3 separate regions of the Homo sapiens genome follow, and regions 1 and 2 are each linked to region 3. Evidence: chromatin loops called from intact Hi-C (ENCODE). Cell type or tissue: dorsolateral prefrontal cortex. All regions are shown on one strand. Links, peaks and the distances in the headings refer to the core of each region. The heading gives the core; the rest is flanking DNA. Region 1 overlaps DGKI (diacylglycerol kinase iota). Region 2 overlaps DGKI (diacylglycerol kinase iota). Region 3 overlaps CREB3L2 (cAMP responsive element binding protein 3 like 2).

What was found. A loop is a pair of places that touch in the nucleus more often than their neighbours do. Peaks named below come from ENCODE experiments on the same cell type or tissue, not always from the same donor. Only the 100,000 strongest peaks of a DNase experiment are listed, where the experiment ranks them.
Region 1: it touches region 3 in a loop (12-fold over the local background); 102 of 110 quality-filtered maps call a loop at or near these places.
Region 2: it touches region 3 in a loop (6-fold over the local background); 43 of 110 quality-filtered maps call a loop at or near these places.

The regions. Positions count from the first base shown.
Region 1 is chr7:137,651,781-137,659,719 of GRCh38, forward strand. DGKI (diacylglycerol kinase iota) reads right to left here. Exons shown (of 33, transcript NM_001321708.2): 4 at 4,686-4,760; 5 at 2,952-3,008. Among named protein-coding and RNA genes, the nearest start is that of DGKI, 190 kb to the right of the region's middle. In dorsolateral prefrontal cortex, for the core only: CTCF peaks have their summits at 4,682 (motif pointing right) and 4,888; DNase peaks (open chromatin) are centred at 4,222 and 4,691.
Region 2 is chr7:137,601,892-137,609,830 of GRCh38, forward strand. It overlaps DGKI (diacylglycerol kinase iota), which reads right to left. Exons shown (of 33, transcript NM_001321708.2): 9 at 7,644-7,718; 10 at 7,075-7,173. Among named protein-coding and RNA genes, the nearest start is that of DGKI, 240 kb to the right of the region's middle. In dorsolateral prefrontal cortex, for the core only: CTCF peaks have their summits at 4,391 (motif pointing right) and 4,592; no DNase peak of the experiment used is centred there.
Region 3 is chr7:137,895,933-137,903,871 of GRCh38, forward strand. CREB3L2 (cAMP responsive element binding protein 3 like 2) reads right to left here. Exons shown (of 12, transcript NM_194071.4): 8 at 5,422-5,490. Among named protein-coding and RNA genes, the nearest start is that of DGKI, 53 kb to the left of the region's middle. RefSeq lists enhancers at 1-141, 3,439-3,508, 3,440-4,156. In dorsolateral prefrontal cortex, for the core only: CTCF peaks have their summits at 3,367 (motif pointing left) and 3,569; a DNase peak (open chromatin) is centred at 3,359; H3K4me3 peaks cover 674 bases; H3K27ac peaks cover 707 bases.

The DNA.
Region 1 (7,939 bases), core at 1,980-6,979, 240 kb before region 3:
TTAGGAAAGGGTGATGTGAGAAGCCAAGAGAGGAGAGCATTCCAAAAAGGATGGAATATGTAGTATCTTGAATATTTTTGAGAGACTGGATAAGGAAAGAACAGAAAAATAAATAATACCTAATACATTTAGCATATAGGAGATCATAGGCAACACTGAAAAAAGAAGCAATTTCAGTAAATGGGTAGAGTAGATATCAGATCAGAACAGGTTACAATGACTAGAAAGTGACATACCGAAAATAATTTATATAGTTAACACTTTCTGGAAGCTTGGCAGTGACCACAAAACTGAGAATTAGAGCAGTAGGTAAGACACAGTTTGTGGCTAAGGAATGTTTTTGGGTTTTTTTAAAGATAGAAATTATTAGAGTGTGTTTATGCTGATAGAAATTATCTAGAAATGAGGGGATGAAAATATATAAAAGAAAGGAATTTCAAGTCCTTGATAAGAAGACAAGGGAGAATATCCAAAACCCTTATGGAAGGTCTAGCTTCAGAGAAGTGGTACAGACTAATGAAAACCAAAAGCATCTTGTATTAGAAAAATTGCACGATTAAAATTGTCTCTCTTTCTCTCTTCCCCTGCCTCCACATTGACCTATCAATTGAGAGAGATACATATTGGAGGGCAGGAAGCTAAAGGTGGGTATATGAATCCCCTGGTTGGAAAGTCATAAACTCCATCTTAACTTGAAACAACCCCTTCTAGTTTCCTAAATAAAGCACCTCCTTCAATTGAGTCACCACTGAATTACCTTCTGGCCCACACTGTCTGCACTCTGGGTGGCACTGAGGCACCACAGCCCTATCATTCTTCTCCTGCTTTCCTCACCCTGCGCATGGCCCACAACCTTCCTATTGCTGCCATGCTGCACAAACACAATGGGAGAAGACAACTGATGGGGACAACTATGTTTTCTCTTTCTACAACCTCCATCCCAACCTACTCTCTTTCCACATGTTCTCCCAATCCTTTTGCATTGTCACTAGCAATTATAGCATTCATATTCATGTTGTCTTTTTTCATCAACTCTCTTTAAATGTTTGTGATTCTCAGATATCTCCTATTTCCACTCTCCACGTTCATCTATTCCCACAGCTTTCATTACTGTGTAAATAGGCTGATGACTCACAATGCCTGACCTCCAGCCCAGTCTTCCTCATAAGCTCCAAACTCATATACCCACTCAACCTTCTATTGGGCATCTCCAGTTGAGGACAACAGGGATACCTCACACTTCACAGTTCTACAACTAAACTCATTACCTCCCCAGCCCATCCTCAAATCAACTCATTTTCCAACATCTAATCAGTTTTTCAGGTGTGTGTGTGTGTGTATGTGTGTTTGTGTGTGTGTGTGTGCGCGCGCGTGCGCGCACTTAGCAGTAGCTTGGTTTAGTCTGGGCTCCTCTTGTGTCCAAAATCCAATCAATTACTACATCCTGTCAATTTTGTTTCCTTCAAACTCATATCTACCAACGTTATTCTTAGTTCACGTCACCATTATTTCTTGCCTAGATTACTAGCATGGCTTCTGAAAGTTGTCTCTATGCCTCCAACTCTTGAACTGCATGGTATTTCCTCCACGCTGCAGCCTGAACAATATTTGGCTTAAAGTAGTTTAATGCTCACCTCCCAACTATCCTGATGATAAAACACTCAACTTGCAGCATGGCTTACAAGGACCTTCAGGGTCCAGCTCTTGCTATCTCAGATCTCATGTCTTACTCAGTACACCCTCTCTCACTTGGACTTGTGTGCTCTTCTTTCTATCCGGAAGGCTCTTGCCACTCACCTCCTAACCACCCTCCTCTCACTTAACTTAGTTAGCTCCTTAAGGTCTCAGCTTAATTGCCGCCTCTTCCAGGAAGCCCCTTCTCTGACCCCTCTCCTCTCTTTCCTATTTGTTACTACACAGAGCTGATCTGAGGAGTAGACCAGCTGGGGAGGTTTCCAAGGGGTAAATCTGTAAGTGGAACTGAACCTCGTCTCCCTGAGAAAGTATGCTTATCAGAAATCATTTTTACCAGACTTTGTCTTAAGGAGGATACCGTATAAGATGCTAATGTTTGGGAGGCAGTGAGTGACTGCTGGGCAGGCTGAACTACATTCTAGGAGGACAGGTTCTGTTCATTGCAGGCTTTTGTTTCACTGATTAGGGAGTGCAATTTTGGGCCTGGAGCTTAACTGTCCAGAATAACACAGGAGGGTTCTTGCCTGAACTGTGCTTGCTGTCTCTGCTAAATAAAATGTGAACAAATAAGTGCTGTCTCCTCTTGTCATACCTCTGCTTCCCACTAACACATCAGTAACAACTCTTCATTCTAACTTCCTCTTTACCTGTTTATCTTCACGACCAGACTGGAGGGTCAGGGACTGAGAACTGAATATAGTTCTAGCTTATGATGTATTTATTTTTTACTTAACAAATGAAAACACTGAGATTTAGAGAGCTTAGGTGAGACGCCCAAGATCACACACATCAAGGCTGGTTTTGAAAGCAGACCGTCTGACTCCAGGGCTCATAGGAATAACCAGTTACTGTGCTGCCCCATGAATGGCTTATACCCACTCAAAATTGAAAAATGCACTTAAAATCAACCAGAACACATGGCAACAGAGCGACACTCTGTCTCCAAATAAATAAGTAATAAAAGTCTATTTCTTTCTTACCCCTTCAATTCTATCACTACCACCTTCCTCTAGTCTCTGGTTCATTTGGTAAGACCTTAAACTCCCCAGTACATTTTATGAGAATAAAGTCCAGTGTGCACATGTTGAAAAGACTTGAAGATTTTATTGATTGTGCTTATTGATGTGTTAACAAAAAATTGGCATGCAACAGAAAGAGATAGAATTTATTTTTTATTCCCTGGTGAATATCTATGAATCCACTGAATCAATGAGAAATCAAAGGTGATACTTGAAATCAAGCTCTGAAATACTCACTTCTCTTGGTGACCTTGAGCCTCCTTCTCGAAATGTTGGTTTACATCTGAAATTAATCTGTCATTCAAAAAGAAAAGTATATTATATTAGAGATAAGCATCAGACTAGACTGAATTACCTGAAAAAAAAAAAAACAGTGACAGATATTGAGACTGAAAAGCAAAACCTCCAAAGAACAAGGAATAATACTCTTCTTAGTCTTTTGAAATCATCACATTAGATAATCAACAGAGATCCCAGGTGATTCTATATCTCCAACCCCTTTCCTTCATTCTCACAAATCAAATCTAAGTATCTTTAAACGATAATGCTCTTACACCATAAATTTGAGAAACTGAGATAAGAAAGAGCCAGAGGAAAGATACTGGCAGCTTAAACTACCCAGCTGGGTTTCTGATTGTAAAAGTAGAAAATATAAACTTGAGTTTTTTTAGTATTATGACAATTATTCAAAGACAACAGAGTTATTCTTTTTTTTTTTTTTTGAGATGGAGTCTCATTCTGTCACCCAGTCTGGAGTGCAGTGGTGTGATCTCAGCTCACTGCAACCTCCGCCTCCTGGATTCAAGCAATTCTCCTGCCTCAGCCTCCCGAGTAGCTGGGACTACAGGTGCGTGCCACCACATCTGGCTAATTTTTTGTATTTTTAGTAGAGACGGGGTTTCACCGTGTTAGCCAGGATGGTCTCCATCTCCTGACCTCGTGATCCACCCATCTTGGCCTCCCAAAGTGCTGGGATTACAGGCATGAGCCACCACACCCAGCCCAGAGTTATTCTTTATAAAAGGATTCAGCACTGCTTTTCTTTTAGATGTGGAGGTCTCCTAGTAGGCACATTGACATTTCGGTTAGCTACTCGATAAAGTGAAAGGAGCAAAAGAATGAAGGCAGAGATGAGTAAGTGAAGTTGGGGCAGAAAAGAAAATATTAAGATAACATGTTGGTAGTCATTGCCACAAGATATCAGCTAGGATCAACTGGTCATGTCAGTGAAACTACATGAATGTCATGGGGGACTAAAATATTTCAATGCATTTACCCATGACAGCTCAAGAACATAGATAATACACAGAGAAACACACACATTAAAATGTAGTGGGAAGTGTGAAAGGAAAGAGGATGGCAGGCAACTCACTATTGGAGCCTTTCCCATCCCCTAAATGACAAATAAATGGACTTTGCCGAATCCACTGATTCTGGAGGCACACCACCACCGGGATGTCACTTCCAGCCCCACCCACACATTTGAGCAGCAACAGGAGGAGCACTGCCCCAGCAGAGTGAGAGCCGGCTTCCAGCGTGGCTCGCTCCCTTGCAGGCACTTTAGGAAGACGTAAACCACACAAGTCAGATATATGTGAACAACAATTATAAACAGCTTATAGAACTTCTTCCTTCTTAAACAGCTTGTGGAACAGCCTATGGGTGGATAGTAATGCTTGAACTGAGATGATATAATAAGAGAATCAGTGCACACCAGGCTTTTCCATCTAACTGTGTTCTTCCTTTTCCCAAGAGTCAACGTAAAATGATATCAAATTACACTTCAGCAAACAAGAGAGTGAACGACCCTTAAACATTGTCTTTCCATTAGTAATCTGGTAATAATGTTGGACTTCCAGCTTTTTTTTAAGGGCATTGTTTTCAAAAAGTTGGAACTGGAAATTTACACCGGGCCTCTGAAGACCAAATACTTGCAATGTAACAAAACTGCAGCAGGGGGCGCGCTCTTACCTTTTCTAGCTGCTCAATGCAGGCGGTGTGGACGACGATTTTACAGACTGCACACTTCCTCCTGAGAGCTGATTTCTACAATATTCAATTCAAAAGACAAAAAAGAAATGTTAACAGTCTGTTCTGAAGAGTTCCCTAGTATTAAAGTGGGCATATATAATAAATACATAAATACAGCAAACATTGTAATTATTTCTATTACAAAGCAAATTTAAAACTTCATCTTAAATATTGAATAAACTGACAAACTTTATCAACAGTCTCTGCACTCACCAAGTAGCTCCACATCTGCATGATTTAGGGTGGGCTAGATTGTCTCTTCAAATAATAATAATAATAGCTCCAATATTTTGAGCATATAACAAGAACTGGCTCTTTGTTCTGTCATTTCTAAGTTTCAGAACCTTACAATATAGGCATTATTCTCTTCCATTTTAAAATATTTTCTACATTATCACTCAAGTAGCTAAGGGGCAAGACCAACATCCAAACTCAGATCTAAGTTGAAAACAGGCATTCTTTCCCTATTGCCAAAGAGTCTAGATTTCCAGGGGCCAGTCATTTTAGGCTTCTATCCCAGGCATGAGTCTAGACTAAGTTACTTCGGTTTCTGCCCAAATCTTCCAGAAGTAAAGGAAGGCAAGTTCAGCTTTTACGCCCAGGAAACAATAATAAGAATAGCAACAAAAGCAGGAAACGCTGCTAATAGGAATATAGTATTTGCTATCTGTTCTTATAAGCACTTCACAAATGGTAGTTCACTTAACCCTCACAACCCTATGAAACAGGCCCTATTCTTAATTCCATTTCACTGATGAGAAAACTGCCCAAGGTCAGTGAATTAAGGCACAGCAGGGCCAAGTGGTCTGGCTTCAGAGCTCATGCTTATAAGCATTACACAATTCGGCCTCTCTGACAGTCAGTATTAGTTTAAAATTATAATGAAATAAAACTTTTTAAAGTTTATCTTTTTCTCTAATGATAAAAAATGGACTGCATGGAGAGAGATGAATGAGCAGAATCTACATTTCATGACTGCCAGTGTCATGCAGGATCTAAGATAGGAAAGTTCAGCCCTCTCTATAAAGGACAGACTGGAAGGAGGATTTGTATGAATAATTTCTGTGTTTGAGCCTGAAAGAAATGTACTATAACTAAGCCTGTCTGTCAGATGGGCTATCAAAGCATCCAAGTGTGAAAGGTCCTGAGTTCCTGTCCTCTTAGAGATTGCTGGCAACCTTCCCCTTCCGAGGAGTGGTTTCCCCTGCTGAGGTATAATTTTTGAGTCAACTGTGTCAGGTAGGTGAGAAGAAATAAAGCATTGCTGCGGCCAGAGATTTGAAGAGCTGCAAACCACCACTTTGGAGGGGTAGGATTAGGAAAGAAAATGCAGCCTCATAGGTCTTGGACAGCTGCATTCATTCAACATGGGGTATTTACACATTATCAGCCACCAACAAAGAACCTAAAACACTGCAGTACCGCTGCCATGAAACTTGTAGAAGAAATCCACTGACTGAGATTCCTTTATTCTGCTTGCAGATGCTTTTATCACTCTCGGATTTCCTCTTCCTGAGGGAAGAACATGGTGTAGCACATGAAATACATTTGACAATTGCTTTTGCACATAACAATGATAAAAGAAACCAAAGCATCTAGCTACACTACTGAACAGTGTCTTGTTCTACTACTAAAAAAGAAAAGAAGAAGAGAAAAAGAAGGAGGGGGAGGAACAAGAAAACATACAGTAGTAATCGTAGTAACACAGCAGTAGCAATCAAAAGGACAATCAAAAAATTCTATTTTGCTCTACAGGGTAGAGCACCCATAAGCAAATCATGGTTTCCCTTCTGTTTCCTATGGATATCCTGGTGCGAATCACTGCTTTGGCACCACCTGTGGAAAATGCATGGGGCATTTGAGTCACATTGCTAATCAGAGTTATAGCGACACAAAGGAAACTGGAGTTGATTTTAGTCTATTCATTTCCCATGAAACTCCTAGTAAATTACATTGTGGATAAGCAATGCAATATTACCACAGGTAGGCAACCACTTACAGGCTGTGATTTAAGGATGCCTGAAAAGCCTCCCTCCTTGCCAATAACTCCTGTCCTAGTCTAGCTTCGTGCTTGACACTACGCTCTGCATTAAGTTCTATGGAGTTCCAGGGATTTCTTAGTCTGTTACGAAAGTCACTGAAGATGGAAGGAAGATGCGGAGAAAACTCAGGAAGCCTCATGCATTCAATGAAATGCAATGCCTCCTCCTTTGTTTTACAAATCAGGATTCTGAGTCAAAACATCTTTTGCACAAGGGATCTGGGCTAGAAGAATTTGAGAACTGGTGCATTAAGATATGCTATCTCTCAGCCTTCTGGAACGTCATGTAAATGCACTAACATCATTCATATGGAAAAACTGAAGTGCAACGTTCCGCAGATGATAATATATGGAGTCGAGTGCTGTAAGTTCTAAAACTGATTTTAACTGAACTATATTGATTTTTAAAAGATCCTCTTAAAATATATTATGAACTTATGTGCCTTTTGAGGCAGAATATATAAACCATATTCTAAATTTTTCTTCATAAAGACTACAACATGATGCACTGTACAAAGAACAGTCATTTTTCTCTTTCCTGTCCTTCTGTTTGGGTAGAGCTCCTTTTGAGTCAGTGTTGCTGTCTTTTGTTGCTCTCAATTTCCTAAATGGCAGCTTCTCAACAGCTTTTAATCTGAGAAATCAGATAATTACAGTTTACAATCATATGTAAAATTAAGTAAATAAATTCTGAATAAAGGTCCCAGGTCTTTTGCCATAGTAGAAAAGTAAATAGATTTTTAGTTCCTTAATTGAGGGAAACTGTTTTAGCAAATCGGAAATTTTAATCACTGACTTCACGGTGTATGACTACATTTCAACTGGTTAAAGTTATTTGAAGTAGTTGGATAATAAGCTTCCGGACAGAAATTGCCCAAAACACCTAGAATTTTGTGCTTAGTTAGGTTGCAATTTTTCATTTTTAAGTTCCCAGCTATACACAAAGGTAAGATGCAGGAATCTGGACATTCTAAATACTACAAATATTCACTTTTTCCCAAATAACTTATATGAGCCAGTGCTTACTTCTCTACGAAAGGTGATAAATTAAACCAAGAAAAGTCACTTAAAAGCATTCAGTAGGGGCCGGGAGCAGTGGCTCATGCCTGTAATCCCAGCACTCTGGGAGGCTGAGGCGGGCGGATCACAAGGT
Region 2 (7,939 bases), core at 1,920-6,919, 290 kb before region 3:
AATTTTAGGAATCACGTTCTATCTAATAATTACAACGAATCCTTGAGTTTCACCAAATGACATATTGTGCTTCCTATCAAATTCAAACATAGACTTAGATCTGTATACACACTAAATACTAGATCATTTTCCCTCTTCTCACGCTGAGCCTTGCTATGAAGTGTGTTTGGGATTATCTCGAATAATCTTTTATGTTTAATAGGTAACACAGGAGTTATTTTAATGACCAACTAATTTATAAAACATTTCCAACTGACTTGCTAGAAAGTTCTTTGTTCAGTTTTAGATTCCTAGAGTAGTTTGAATTGTTGATGTTAATTACTCCTTTCCACCTGTGCTATAGTAGAGTGCACAGCTCAGCTTCAGCCTCTCCATTATGCAAATATTAATAGGTAACTAACATCTTCCAAAAAATAAAAATAAAAAGCATTGAGAGGTTGTTTTCCTTAAACTTGAATTTCTCTAAAAGGTCCGAGTGGCCACAGAGGTGACATTTCTATTGCAGTCTATTGGAATAACATGCCTGCAATTGTGTAAAGATAACTTGCATAGCCAGGCATGGCTACCCTGTTGAAATTGACATTCAGGCATGATATGATTACATCTTTTAAAAAGTAATCTTCTTTTCAAAATATGGTATTTATTACCAAAAATGTAAGTATCTAAAAGAAAGCGTTGAAAAAATGCTCCACCTAGTGTGTGGAGAAACAAAGATCTAACTCACACACTTAAATGAATTCTATTAACTCTGCTGTTACCTCTGGGTTAAGTAACTTTAAAGCTTTAATAGAGATAATTTATTAAATGTAACTGAATGGTTTGACAAATATTAATTCACCAGGAGAAGGGTAATTCATTTCTTCCTCAATAGTAGGATTAAATCTGCTCATTTAGACATCTGTCACTTACTAACAACTCTCCAGCACTCTCATAGTTATCACATGCTATAATGCCAAACATAAAAACTGCAACTTTTGTGCAAGAGTCTAATTTTCTCTAAATGAAAAAAAAAAACAGCTTATATGCCAATCCCAATCCATGCATGCTACTGTAGATATACCTCACTGGCCACAGAACTTTTTTAGATATTATAAGAATGGGTATTCCTAAGGAGTAAAAGAACATTATTCTTCCAAGCAGCAAGTACTAGGGAGGGAGTGCAACAGGAGAATACAAATTCCCAAAAAGTGACTGGATTGAACAAGATTCATTCATTCACCTACTATGTGACAGGCACAGTTTTAGGTAGGAGAATACAGAGATGAACAAGACAGAGATGATCTTGTTCTCAGAAGGAAGTTCCATGCATTATTCATAAAGGAAAACATAATGACAATTGTTGGGGGTGTGGAGAAGCAATCAAGAACGGGTCGGTTCAAATAGCTCATCAATCTTCATCAAAGCACCATAACTCTAGTGTAGGTTGAAACTCTGCTATGTTACTAAGTCTTGGTTTATATCATGCAGGCATTATCTAGATTATAGAAAGAACAACTGCCCAGACAATAAGAAAGGCCTGAGAAAAATACATTAATGAGAGGAAGGGCTTAAGAAATTATTATTTCAAACTGCTTCAAACAATCCAAATAGAATGCCTCATTTATTTGATAAATACGTATTAGGCCCCTACTCTGTCCATGTGTACCGTCGGGATCTCAGAACTTACTGGAAGGAGAGCAATACAAAATAAATTAATTCACCAAAGATGGGAACTTCTCTGATACAGACGTCTGCTAAGGAGGATGAGTGCCCAGAGGAAACACTCTTAAGCCCAAGTTGAGAGATTAGAAGGCGTTGTAAGTAAAATATCTGAAATGTGTCTTGAAAAATGAGTAGACTTAACTATTTCTTTCCACCTCGAATAGATGAAGAACCTTCAGGGTAAAGGCACAAAAGGTGTGAAACAGCAAGACATCCCATGAAAAAGCTACATTCTGTTCACTTTTCTGAACCATGAGACAGGGAGTTGCGAGAGAGGAGACAGCTGAAGTGAGCTGTGGTTTAAATAATGTATGCTGAGAGGCTTAGGCTTTAATTTATAGAAAACAAGGAGTCACTGAAAAGTCTTCATTAAGAGATTCAGACCAGCTTTTTTTTCTCCCAGACTGACATTTTTTATGCATCGCTCTGGCTACAGACTAAGGAACCAGACCTATCACAGGAGCTAGTTTGGGTCTTAGCTGCCCAATCCTCCCACCAATACTATGATTTCAGAAATAGGACTTTCCATAGGTTCATCATTTGGTTGTTTTAATTCCATCTGTTGAGGCTAGCTGGACAAGAAGATGTTGAGGCTGCATTTTGACAAGTGTCCTCGTCTACTGACTTCCCTCTGCCCTCTTCCCTGCCTACTCTAAACCTTAGGGAGCCTGCACTTTTATCTAAACATAATGATCCTTGAATTATCACTAGGTTGAGAAGTTTCCAGTACTGCAAAAAAGTAACTACTTCATTAAAGTTGCTTGTCCAATTATTTAGAAACAGTTTTGGGACTCAAATTTCTCATCTGAAGTTATTTACTCTTTCTGTCTTCCCCTTCTCCCCACCTTGATGTGACTGGCCCCTGACTTAGGAGGGGTGGCCCTAGTCTGAGAAAGCCGATTCCCAGATGGTGGTGTAAACTCAGCTGCCATGTGTCTGTCCACAGACTGGACACCTCTTCCTCGATCACCCTACTGATAAAGACCCTGGGACCTGTAATCCAAGGATCCAACTCCTGCCATACTTCTACCCCAGGATTCCACATCGAACAGTGTGCAAAGCCAGGGTCTGGATCCCTTGGCTCTCAGGGATGATCAGATAGAATCATCCTAGAGGTCAGAACATTGCTTTACCCTGAAGTTAAAGTCTAGGTCACTGGAAGAGAAAGTCATGAGAGAACGTGAGGGAGAGACAGTGTGAAAGCAGGAAACACTGAGAGATATCACAGGATTCTATAAAACTCAGAAAGATGCTAATGAGTCCAGGACCTCAAAGAAAAATCTAAGTTTTGACATTAAGGCAAACAGAAGTGTAAGGGAGGGGACGTATTTCTCTAGTACTCGAAAGTTTCCACACATAGGAGGGGATTGCACTGGAGTAAACTTTATGTTACACTTACTATCTCTTTCCACCGAAGGAGGTATTCAAAGTTGAAATTTTTGGCTGGGCACAGTGCTATAATCCCAGCACTTTGGGAGGCCAAGGCGGGCAGATCACCTGAGGTCAGGCATTCCAGACCAGCCTGGCCAACATAGTGAAACCCCGTCTCTACTAAAAATACAGAAATTAGCCTGGTGTGGTGACACATGCCTGTAATCCCAGCTACTTGGGAGGCTGAGCCAAGAGAATTGCTTGAACCTGGGAGGTGGAGGTTGCAGTGAGCTGAGATCGTGTCACTGCACTCCAGCCTGGGTGACAGAGCAAGACTCCGTCTCAAAAATATAAAATAAAATAAAATAAAATAAAATAAAATAAAATAAAATAAAATAAAATAAAATAAAATAAAAAAAGTTGAAATTTTGGTCCCTGATTCCTCAAATAAGTCAAATCCCAATAAAATAATAGCAGCAGTGCTACCAAGCTCTACAGCTTTGCAAAACACCCAGTGTCATCGCTACCTTAAGAGTGTTGGAAAAACAAAGAGACAATTACTGCTAAGTTTAAAAGAAGAGATTTAACAACCTAGGTGTTCATCAGTGGAAGAATGGATAAAGAAACTGTGGTATATATACATAATAAAATACTATTTGACCATAAAAAAGAATGAAATCCTGTCATTTGCAGCAACAAAGATAGAACTGGAGGTCATTATGTTAAGTGAAATAAACCTGGCACAGAAAGACAAAAATTGACATGTTCTCACTCATATGTAGTAGAGCTAAGAAAGTGGATCTGACAGAGGTAGAGAGTAGAATGATAGTTACCAAAGACTGGGAAGGGTGTGGTGGGTGTGGGGGATGACCAGACGTTGGACAGTGAGTAAAAACATACAATTACATAGAAGAAATAGGTTCTAGTGTTTGCACAGTGGGGTGACTATACTTAACAACAGTATATTGCACATTTCAAAATAGCTAGAAGATTTGACATATTTCAAACACAAAGAAATGATAAATGTTTGAGGTGATAGATGTGCTAAATACACTAACTTGCTCATTATACATGCCATAAATGTATCAAAATAGCATATGTACTCCATAAGTATGTACAAAAAGAATGTATCAATTTAGAAAAAAAATTAAAGAGTTTTAAAATATGGGATTTCTTAAAAGAGAGACATAGAAGCAGTCCTTACACGGTTCATCCCAATACATTCCTTCAAAATGTTTTTCTTACACAAGTAAAATATTATATAAAGAGAAAAAGCTATTTTTCTTGCCAGTAGGTGGCAATATTGTCCAGTAATTTACTTAGAAGACTAAGCAAGTTAAAAATTTTTTAAAAAAAAAGAAAAAAAAAGTCTAAAGCCTAAGTTTCAAAGACAGAAGGAGATAGGAATCCTTTATATCTAAAAGCAGGTGAGTGGAATAAGTAAATTATTAAAAGGCAAAACTCAAGATTTAACAAAAAGTATCTATTTTTCTATTTATCACAGTAAGCCCCTGCTAACCATAGTATGGTTCTCTGAGCAGCAGTCTCAGCACCTGCGAGCTTATTACGAATGCAGCATCTTAGGGCCCACCCCGACTTACTGAAGCAGAATCTGCATTTTAGCACAATTCCCATCTGAATCATACGCACATTAAATTCCACCATATTATTCCTCTGTTCAAAAGCCAAAAGATTTTTTAAACTAAAATATTTTAAACAGCAAAAAAACTAGTTTCCATTGCATAAATCCAAAGTCTTCAACCTGAAGTATCCTGTTTCTTGAAGACGTGATTCCATAGGATCATTCTAATCTTTAATCACATTTCCAATAACTTAATATGCATGCACCACTCATCATATTGTCCTCAAAATGAATAATCGGCATCATGACATCTGTTCTTCTAATCCTATTATACAATTATTTAACTATGTGCCGTGTTCTAGAAATCACAGATTCAATGGTGGACCTGTACCCCAACAGTGAAGACGCACATAGAGCAGTTATGTTACTGTTCATATCATGCAAGTGTGTACCAAGGGCTATCGGGGCATAGTGGACAGGATGATTGATCTCGAGAAATGGTTCAGAAAGGCACCACTGAGCCTCGAAGGATGAACAAGAATTTGCTGAACAGGAATCTGCCACAGTAAAGAGCAGGAAAAGGACAGACCTTCCAGTCTTCTCTCCTCTGCATAACTAAGTAGTACCCATCTTTGATTTCAGCCATGTCCATGACACCATTTCCTTATCACTCCCAAGTCACTGCTTACCTCTGAAATATCATAGCACTGCAGTCTGAGCCACTCAATTTAGAAGTCACATGCAGTTAATGTTGCTTAAATTATTTTCCATTTGTTCCTTTTGTGTCATTTACAAGATGTCTTTAGAAAATTCATTTTAAGCTTCCTTGACCTCCCTTTTCTATTTAGTGAAATAGGAAGCAATATTAGATAATCTCTGAAGTCCCCGTCATTAATAATTTACACATAGACTGGAATAGGAACAGGCTATGTCTTAACTGGATCATCAGCTCCTTAAAGAAATAGATAACTTACTAGCCTCTGTGCGCCCTAGGAAAGAGAGCTTATAATGATTTAATAAATGCATCTTATATGTGGACTGTCATGACAAAATATATTTGAAACTAATTGATATGTGGTGCTCAGGTGGCCAAAATCATGGAACTAATTACATTTCCATGTTTCAGGGTTCCCAACTGCATCTCTAACCTTTGATAGAACATAGGGATACTAGCCCAAGAGAGTGGGTATTGTTCAGGGAAAATTAAACCTCATTTCAAGGAAACCCATGTCTAGGTCCTCCTCTAATGATGTCTTAGAATTGCCATCATTACTCCATAAAGATCTCTCAGCAACTCAAAAATGCAGGACTTGAAAACAAATGGTTTCTTTGCTTACACAAATTTCTTTTCCTTGTTCTCCAAAATGTTAATACACATTTTTACCATATCAAGTTTTTGAGAATTTTGAAGGCAGAGATGAAAGGAAGAATAATATTTCATTTAAATCATAAGCTCCCATAAGAGAAGTTTTATTGTAATTAATACATTCTGGACAATGCCCATTGTCTTTAGTAATAAGAACATCATCTTGGACCAGTGGGTCAATCCTATTTATACAACTTACCTTCCTTATATGGGATGACTAAAGGGTTTCAAATCTCCAGTTGTTTATTGTAAAACTTGAAGGAATCTTGTCTCAAAATGTAAAATATATACTTCGTGGATAAAGAAAATATTTTCTCATCCAAACTCAGAAGAAAATAACAGAAAATTAAAGCCCATAGAAGAGTATTGATAAGAAGCCTCAGAGAGTGGGAAGATAATCGGATGAAGAGACAAAGACCAGGATTCAAGAACAAATTCTGTCCTTTATAGACCAGTGTCACTTTAGGCATGCCTTTAGACTTAACTTTTCTAAGTCAATTTCTTTATTCTCAAATGAGATAAGTATCTGTACTATTGGATTTGGGCTAGGACCAAGTGAAACCTTAAGAAGTTGATATTTTCTATAATGTTGGTGGTATTTGGTAGGGATTATCATGGCTCATGAATCATCCTTTTTTCTTCTCTGAGGATAGGGATGAAAGTGGTTGTATCTAAATTGCAATAGAAAGAAATAAAAAGAAGTTGATGAAGGGCCTCCTAACTATAAGAATTGAGGAATCCTGAAACATACGAACTAAGAGAAATTCTAGAATATCCTTTCTTGAAAATCTGTAAGGAAAAAGTCAGTAGTTAGGTTTCTTAAGTGCCTTTGTTATAGTCTTATATGGAAGCAGACAGATAAATTATAGAACATCTAGGTTTTGCCCAGCCCTGTAATGTGTAAAGCTATCAGAGAAACAATAACCTTGTTCCTGAGAAACCGGTGTCTTCCAAAGCTTGGGATCCTAGTGGTACTATTTTAATTGGCAGTGAGAGTTGTGTCGTCAAGAAATTATCAAAACTTCTAAGTTGAAAATCATGAAAAATTACTCACCTGGTTGCCTCCACTCTTGGGATTCACAAATACAAGCAAGGGTTTCATGAGAGGAGAAGAGATGGGTTTTATCACAAAAGGACGACCTTTGTTTTCCTGCTGAAAGAAGCAATCAGCACTGTTAGGATACACATCCATGGCTTGAAAGGCAACCCCAAGGCAAGGGAGGTGGAAAACCACCCAATAATACATTTTGTTTCCCAGGGCTGACTCTTAACACGACTTCCATGTAAGGCTTGGAAGAAAGTATCTCAAGTTATCATTTGCTCCAGAGAATTAAGCCAGGCTTTTTATTTTACTCTGTAAACTCCAAATATTCCAGAAATATTAGCTTGGATCTTCATCATCATCATCTTGGGGATAACATTTCCAGGCAAGCGCAGAGGTTAGTTTTGAGTGTTTGTTTTTTTAAAAGAACAGAAAGAATCCTATTGTGGTTAGAGTGTAGTGAGGAGAAAGCAGTAGTAGAAGATAGATCAGAAAAATCAACTTGGACCAGATCTCATAGGACAGAGTAGACTATGGAAAGAAAGTGGAAATTCCTCAGAATAAAACTCTGAAACACTTACTTCCATCCCTCTTTTACTGGCTTTTCTTTTAAAGCTTGTTCTCTTCTTCTTCCGATTTGAAGCCTTCAGGGAGTTCTGTAGGGAGAGAGAGAAATGCCTGAGCTCAGAGGCAGCCAGCCCAGGAGCTTTCCCATGCAGAACCAAGTAGAAGATGACGGCAGCGCATGCTGTTCCACTGCATGCTTCTCATGCTTTCACACTTCCAAGCCACTGTTCATGGATAAGCCACAGACAGAAATCAGTCGAGTGCTTCAGAGTAAGCGACTGACTCTCCACCACACGGAGAGGCAGGGAGT
Region 3 (7,939 bases), core at 1,062-6,061:
ATGATAATATGAGAAGCATCAACAGGAACACACACACAGGTGTGCATTCCCCAGCCCAGCCCTGCACACTGCCCAAACACTGGTCACCTGCATGGGGTGATGTGAGTAAAGGGTCCCAACGTCTTCCCTTGCCCAGTACCCCAATCACCAGCTCCCCATGGCTGGCTCTAGGGCAGGGCATTGCCAATGCTTACATCAGTCATTTTGGTTACTGTGGTATTCTCTGAGCGCCACAGACGCCCTCGGCAGAAAACAAAGAGAAAGGGGGAAGAGCAGTTAGAGGAACTCTAGGTCTATTCCCCATTTGAGCGAAGCAGCCCTGCTTTTATCTATTTCCCTCTCAAGCCAAAATACATTAAAAGCTACTGGTTTTGTTTGTTTGTTTTGAGATGGAGTTTTCCTCTTGTTGCCCAGGTTAGAGTGCAATGGCGTGATCTCGGCTCACCGTAACCTCCGTCTCCCAGGTTCAAGTGATTCTCCCGCCTCAGCCTCCTGAGTAGCTGGGATTACAGGCACACGCCACCACGCCCAGCTAATTTTGTATTTTTAGTAGATATGGGGTTTCTCCATGTTGATCAGGCTGGTCTCGAACTCCCAACCTCAGGTGATTCACCAGCCACGGCCTCCCAAAATACTGGGATTACAGGTGTGAGCCACCGCGCCAGGTCTTAAATATTATGATCTTAGGAGGTCCCCGCTACAATTATCTGTGGGAAGATCACAGATGAATCCATTGCCAGCCATTACTACCATAAAAGCGTTATCCACGAGGAGAGGTGAGTCTTGAAGAGGGAGAAGAAATGGGAGAAGAAGACACACAGAGCCACTGCGCTCCTGAGACTCAAGGGAAGGCACAGAGTACAGGGAAGGAGGCCAAGGGGAAGAGGAACATCGACAAACTTGTTCTGCTTTGTAAGTAAAATAAGCCAGACAAAGACAAATACTGTATGGTATCACTTACATCTAAAGAAAAATTTAAGTCAAACTCACAGAAACAAGAGAATAGAAAGGTGGTCACTGGGCACTGGAAGTGGGAGAACTGGTCAAAGAATACAAACTTTCAGTTATAAGGTAAATACATTCTGAGGATCTACTGTACAGCATGGTGACTGTAATTAAAAATGCCATATTATATACTAGAAGTGTGCTAAGCATTGGCACCAAAAAGAAAAAGAAAAAAAAGGTAATTATGTGGAGTGATGGATGTGTTAATCAGCCTGATTGTGATAATCATTTCATAATATATGCATACATCAAATCGTTACATTGTATACTGTAAAAATATGCAATTTTGTCAATTATGCCTTAATAATGCTGACAACAAAACACATAAACAAAAAACTTTCCCTGCTTTAACAGGTGGCTAAGCTAGCCCTGGTCACATTCAGTAACAGCAGACTGTCAGGGAAGGCTCAGATCCCAATAGCATGAAGTAGATTATTATTATTATTATTTGAGACAGAGTCTCGCTCTGTCGCCCAGGCTGGAGTGCAATGGCACAATCTCGGCTCACTGCAGCCTCTGCCTCCTAGGTTCAAGCGATTCTCCTGCCTCAGCCTCTCGAGTAGCTGGGATTACAGGTGTCTGCCACTACGCCCAGATAATTTGTGTATTTTTAGTAGAGATGGGGTTTCACCATGTTGGTCAGGTGATCTCTGACCAACAGGTGACCCACCTGCCTCGGCCTCCCAAAGTGCTAGGATTACAGTCATGAGCCACTGCGCCTGATCAAGGTAGATTATTTTTAATGGTGAGTCAAAGATCCTGTAGAAATGTATGAGAATATGTCCAGTGTTTTGTTATGTGGAAATAGTTCTTAACAAAGAAGTATGTACAATATAAATACATACACATAAGATATTCCAAAACATAAAGATACCTCTGAGTGAAAGGATTCTTTTTTTTTCCTAAATTATTTTTACAAGGAGCACATATTATGTATGCATCTTCCTTAAGTCGAAACGTATGATAAACAAGTAAAACTATATCAAACTAAAAAGCTTCTGCACAACAACAACAAAAATTAACAAAATGAAAAGGCAGCCCACGGATTGGGAGAAAATGTTTGCAAACCATATAAACCATCATGAGGGGTTAATATTAAAAACATATGAGGAACTCATACAACTCAATATCAAAAACAACCAATTTTAAAAAATGGGCAAAGAATCTGAATAGACATGTCTCTAAAGAAAACATAAAAATGGTCAACTGGTATATGAATAGGTGCTCACTGACACTAGTCATCAGAGAAACGTAAATCAAAACCCTACATGATATCACTTCACATCTGTTAGTACTATCATTATAAAAAAGACAAGGCGCGAAAAGTGTTGGCAATGGTGTGGAGAAAAGGGAACCCTTCCACACTGTTAGTGGGAATGTAAATTAGTAAAACCATTATGAAAAACAGTGTAGAGGTTCCTCAAAATATTAAAAATAGAACTAGCATATAACCCAGCAATCCCTCTGCTGGTATATACCCAAAGACAATGAAATCAGCATCTCATGGTTACTTGTGTACCCATGTTCATTAACGATGAAGAGTCTTGCTTTAGAAAAATATTCTGCTAATAACTGGAGGAGAAATGATAGAATTCTATAAGGCTACTTTCAAACCCCTAATGTATTGATCTCTCTAGCCAATAAGTATACATTGTGGAGAACCGAATAACCAATTTTTATGTTCCTTCTGATGGAGGCATGTAGTGGAACCTATGAAGAATTCTTACCAAAAACCAAAACCAAACAAAGTAGAGTCTGTAGTGGACGAAGGACTGTGCTAACGGACACCACAAGGACATTACAGGTAAACTAAGACCAGGAAGACTCTACAGGACAACTGACTCGGCCTTTACTAAATAACAGCAAAGACATGCAAGAGAACTTACAGACAAAAAGATATGTAATGGACATATCAAACAGTTTGAACACATGGACCTTATTTGGATATCTGATTCAAACAAGCAAACAAAAATAAAAATGTGGAAGGAGGGAGGGAGGGAGGGAGGAACAAAGGAAAGAAGGAAAGGAAGGAAGGAAGGAAGGAAGGAAGGAGGGAGAAAGGAAGGAGAAGGGGAAAGGAAGGAAGGGAAGGAAGAAAGGAAGAAAAAAGAAAGAAAGAAAAAGAAAGAGAAAGAAAGAAAAGGAAGAAAAAGGAAAGAGAAGGAAGGAAGGAAGGAAGGAAGGAAGGAAGGAAGGAAGGAAGGAAGGAAGGAAGGAAGGAAGGAAGGAAGGAACACGCAGCACAGTCCACCTGCAGAGGAGAGGAGAGACTTCCCAGGCAAGGTAGTGGGGTCGGTCCTTCTCCCTCACACACCCGGACTTCGCCCCAGCACATCCCTGCTGTGCCTCTGCTGCCCCCATGTGGCCCAGGGAAGGCCTGACACGGAGCCTGTAGAGGACGAAACCTGAACACAAACTCCAAGGAGGTCTTTGCTCTTCCCCTTTTCGCCAATTCTTGGCCAGGATTTGTCCCACCCACCCATGAACATGGGGCTGCTGCGGAAGCAAGTGCCAGGATGGGTGCCGGGAACGCCTATCGGCTCAGGATGCTAAAAACATGCATACATATGCTGGCTCGGGGAGCAGGATCCAGAGAAACAGAGCCGCCTCAGGCAATCCCCCCAGGGAGAGGAAGTGGAGATAAAAACAGAGGAAGCCCCAGCAGACTAACGGCCAAAGGCAAGCAGTGAAACCAGCTCCCTTGCCTCATGAGATCAAGGTAATGCCACACTAAGTTGGTGGCACTTCCTCCCTTTGGGCAGTCTGTCTTACAGAGCACTTGGGGTGAACTGCCCCTGACTGCTATCTGAGCACACATTCCCAGAAATGCAGAGAAAATTTCAGGGGGATCCCACTGGCGGTAGTTTTAGCTTATGTCTATATTAGCTGGCTTTTTGAGCAACAAACCATGAAGCATCAGGAAACGGGAATTAAATTCATTTGTTATTATCAAATAACATGCAAAGAGATTTAAACTGATCCCTTAATATTTGCACAATTGTTACTGGGCATTAACACTGACCCTTAATCTGATTAAATTTTTGTTTACCCAGTAAGTCCATTTTTCTCTGCTTAATTTGTTGGATCTCTAACACTCAGGGTGACAGGAGTCTCTAAGAAATAATTGTCACAGCACAGGTATGTATCATGTGTGCACATGAACACATACATTCTGGATGAAACTCCCCAAAAGCCAGTTTCTTAACCCTGCACTTTCACCCCTTTCTCTTGCATATGAGCCAGGCATAAACCTCCATATACTCCTCCCACATCCAGGCTCCAGAGCCAGACTGCCTGGGTTCAAATGCAGCTTTAGCGGTTACTGTGTGACCTTGGACAAATCACCTAGACTTTCCGAGTTTCAGTTACCTCCTCTATATAGTGAGGATGATAATAATGGCATCTCATAGGGCTAAATGAGTTCATAGCTGTAAAGTGCTTAAAATAGCACTGGGCACAGCAAGTGCTAGAGGAATTTATCAACTTGGTACCGTTACAATTTTTGTAAAATGGGTTTGAAATGCAATTAATAAACTAGCTAATTTTAAAAAACTAATTTAAAAAACAATGATTTGCAGCCGGAGCAGTGGCTCAGACCTGTAATTCCAGCATTTTGGGAGGCCAAGGTGGGGGCGGATCATGAGGTCAGGAGATTGAGACCATCCTGGCCAACATGGTGAAACCCCATCTCTACTAAAAAAAAAAAAAATACAAAAATTAGCCGGACGTGGTGGCGCGTGCCTGTAGTCCCAGCTGCTCAGGAGGCTGAGGCAGGAGAATCACTTGAACCCGGGAGGCAGAGCTTGCAGTGAGCCGATATCATGCCACTGCATTCCAGCCTGGGCGACAGAGCAAGACTCCGTCTCAAAAAAAAGAAAAAAAAAATACCAATGATTTTCTCTTTTTTTAAACTAATAAGTATCATTTGCTACTAAAATTAGATTATAATGAAGTGGCCAGTGCCTCCTTGGTCACCTCTAAATTTTGATGTCATTTTCAGGAGAATCAGGCTTGTTGATCTTATTCTCCTCCAAGCCTCTTTTTTAACCCCCTAGTCATAGTCCTTGTCATGATCAGCTTCTTCTTCAATCCTGTATCATTTAGGAAAAGTAAAGAATATGCATGTATGTGTACATGTATGTGCATATGAGAGTGTGTACATATGTGTATTGTGGATGTGAACATGAGAGCATGTGTGCATATGTGTTTGTATATGTGCAAGAGTAGCACGTGTGCATGCGTGTGTGTGTAGCAGGAGTGGGTGGGTGGAGTTTGGCCATGCTGAGCATCTCAGCACAACTGCACTTTCACTGTGACCTCCTCCACTTTTCTGCCATCCCTGGTTCTGGATTCTATCCTCTTCCTTCCCCATCTTCCATTGGTAGCGCAATCAGCTCTCAGTCCAGTGACACTTACCTATTAGTGTTCTCTAGAACCTCTACCTTCTTCCGAAGCTCCAAGTTCTCAGTTGAACAAGACTCCACTCTACAAAGGAGGGAGAAAGAAGAAAATTATTATCCATAGAGCAAACACTAAGCTAGGAGCTAGGGTGGAGGTAGGTGGGGATGAGGAAAAGGAGGGTTGGGGGGATCTGCCACCCCATGGAAGTGTGGGAAAGTATTGAAAGAAGGATGAAGAGACTTAAGAAAAAAAAAAAAATAGGCCGGGCACGGTGGCTCACGCCTGTAATCCCAGCACTTTGGGAGGCCGAAGCAGGCGGATCACAAGGTCAGGAGATAGAGACCATCCTGGCCGACATGGTGAAACCCTGTCTCTACTAAAAATACAAAAATTAGCTGGGCGTGGTGGCACGTGCCTGTAATCCCAGCTACTCGGGAGGCTGAGGCAGGAGAATCGCTTGAACCCAGGAGTCAGATGTTGCAGTGAGCCAAGATCGCCACTGCACCCCAGCCTTGTGACAGAGCAAGATCTGTCTCAAAAAAAAAAAAAAAAAAGAAAAATAGAAGGAGCTGGGGCCGGGCGTAGTGGCTCATGTCTATAATCCCAGTAATTTGGGAGGCTGAGGCAGGCAGATCACTTGAGGTCAGGAGCTCAAGAATAGCCTGGCCAACATGGTGAAACCCCATCTCTACTAAAAATGCAAAAATTAGCTGAGCATGGTGGTGTGTGCCTGTAATCCGAGCTACTTGGGAGGCTGAGACAGAAGAGTCACTTGAACCTGGGAGGCAGAGGTTGCAGTGAGCCAAGATCATGCCACAGCACTCCAGCCTGGGCCACAGAGCGAGACTCTGTCTCCAAAAAAAAAAAAAAAAAAGAGGGAGCTGAGTGATGAGTGCCTGAATAATGAAAGATGAATAGTGACAGTACAAAATATGACCCTCTTTTAGGGTGTTACAACCTCTTTCCTCTCACCTCCTCCCTAGTGTTCTCAATGCCCATCATACTTCTCCCTCTATACTACAGTAATCTGGATACTCCCAGCTACACTCTTACCAGGACTGATAAGAAGTGAAGAGACTTAAGCAAAGGGCAGGACGAGAGCCCAGGACTAGGAATCCTGGTGCTGGGGCACGCATGCCCAAAAGAGACAGTAAAGAGACTTTCATAGGAACATCTTGACCCTGGATGCCCATAGAAAATGGTGGGACAGCATGGGACTACAGTCTTCCCACGGTATTCAGGGGGGATTAGTTCCAGAACTCCCCACAGATACCAAAATCTCCAGATGCTCGAGTCCCTGATTAAAAAATGGTGTAGTATTTGTATATAACCTTTACATATCCTCCAGTATATGTTAATCATCTCTAGGTTATTTATAATACCAAACACAATGTAAATACTATGTAAATATGTGTTATCTTGTATTTATAGTTGTATTATTTTTTATTGTTGTAGTTTTTTTTTATTGAGTTGTTTGGTTTTGGCTTTGGTTTTTTGAGACAGAGTCTCACTCTATCATCAAGGCTATAGTGCAGTGGCACAATCACAGCTCACTGCAGCCTCAACTTCCTGGGCTCAAGTGATTCTCCCCTCTCAGCCTCCTGAGTAGCTGGGACCACAGATGTGCACCACCATGCCTGGCTAATTTTTTTTTATTTTTTAGGGGGTCTGGCTATGTTGCCCAGGCTGGTCTTGAACTCCTGAGCTCAAGCAATCCTCTCACCTTGGCCTCCCAAAGCACGGGGATTATAAGAGTGAGCCATCACACCCAGCCTATTGAAGTTTTTTTCTGAATATTTTAGACCCATGGTTGGTTGAATCTGAGGACGCTGAACCCCCAGATATGGAGAGCCAACTATACTTAATGCTGCATTACCAGTACTTAAGTCAGGTGATAGAAGCACTAAACTTTCAATAGTAGCTTTGAGAAACAGCCAGGAACCACCAGCCACTCCTTTCCCCAGATCCACATGAAGTTCATTTCTGGGTCTGGGGCCTCATGCCCATCTTAAAAATATCTTGGTTTGTTAGCTAAAGAACTAACTTCCAGGGCTAAGACAAAACTGTATTTAATTCATCTTTTTCTAACAGCCCGCCTGATATTACAGACTTTTCAAAAGAACAAAGATTGCCTTCAAGTGTTTTTGCAAAAAAAAAAAAACATGAATTGTAGTGGCTGGAAAATAAAGGCTGCCAACCTGACATCTTTCTTTCCCTATGTGCCCTCTCTAGAGCATGAAGGAGTGTGGCCAATGGGGGCTGATTAAGTAGCACTGCTCCTTTCAGCTAAAACAGGGCTTCTCCTGCTAGAAGTTCCAGGAATGTGCAGGAATGTTAATATTTGTATGTGTTTGAAAAGAAGTCTGTGAGGACTCCGGGGTCCTTGGCTGGCAGTGGTATGATTCAAACACCTACTAAGGTACTTTCACTTCTTTCTTGCTTTATTATAGACGTCTCCTCCAAATAACCACTAGGTGGCAGGCAAACCACAGCTGATAAACCACCGGGTTTCCAAGGTGGCCAGAAAGAGGAA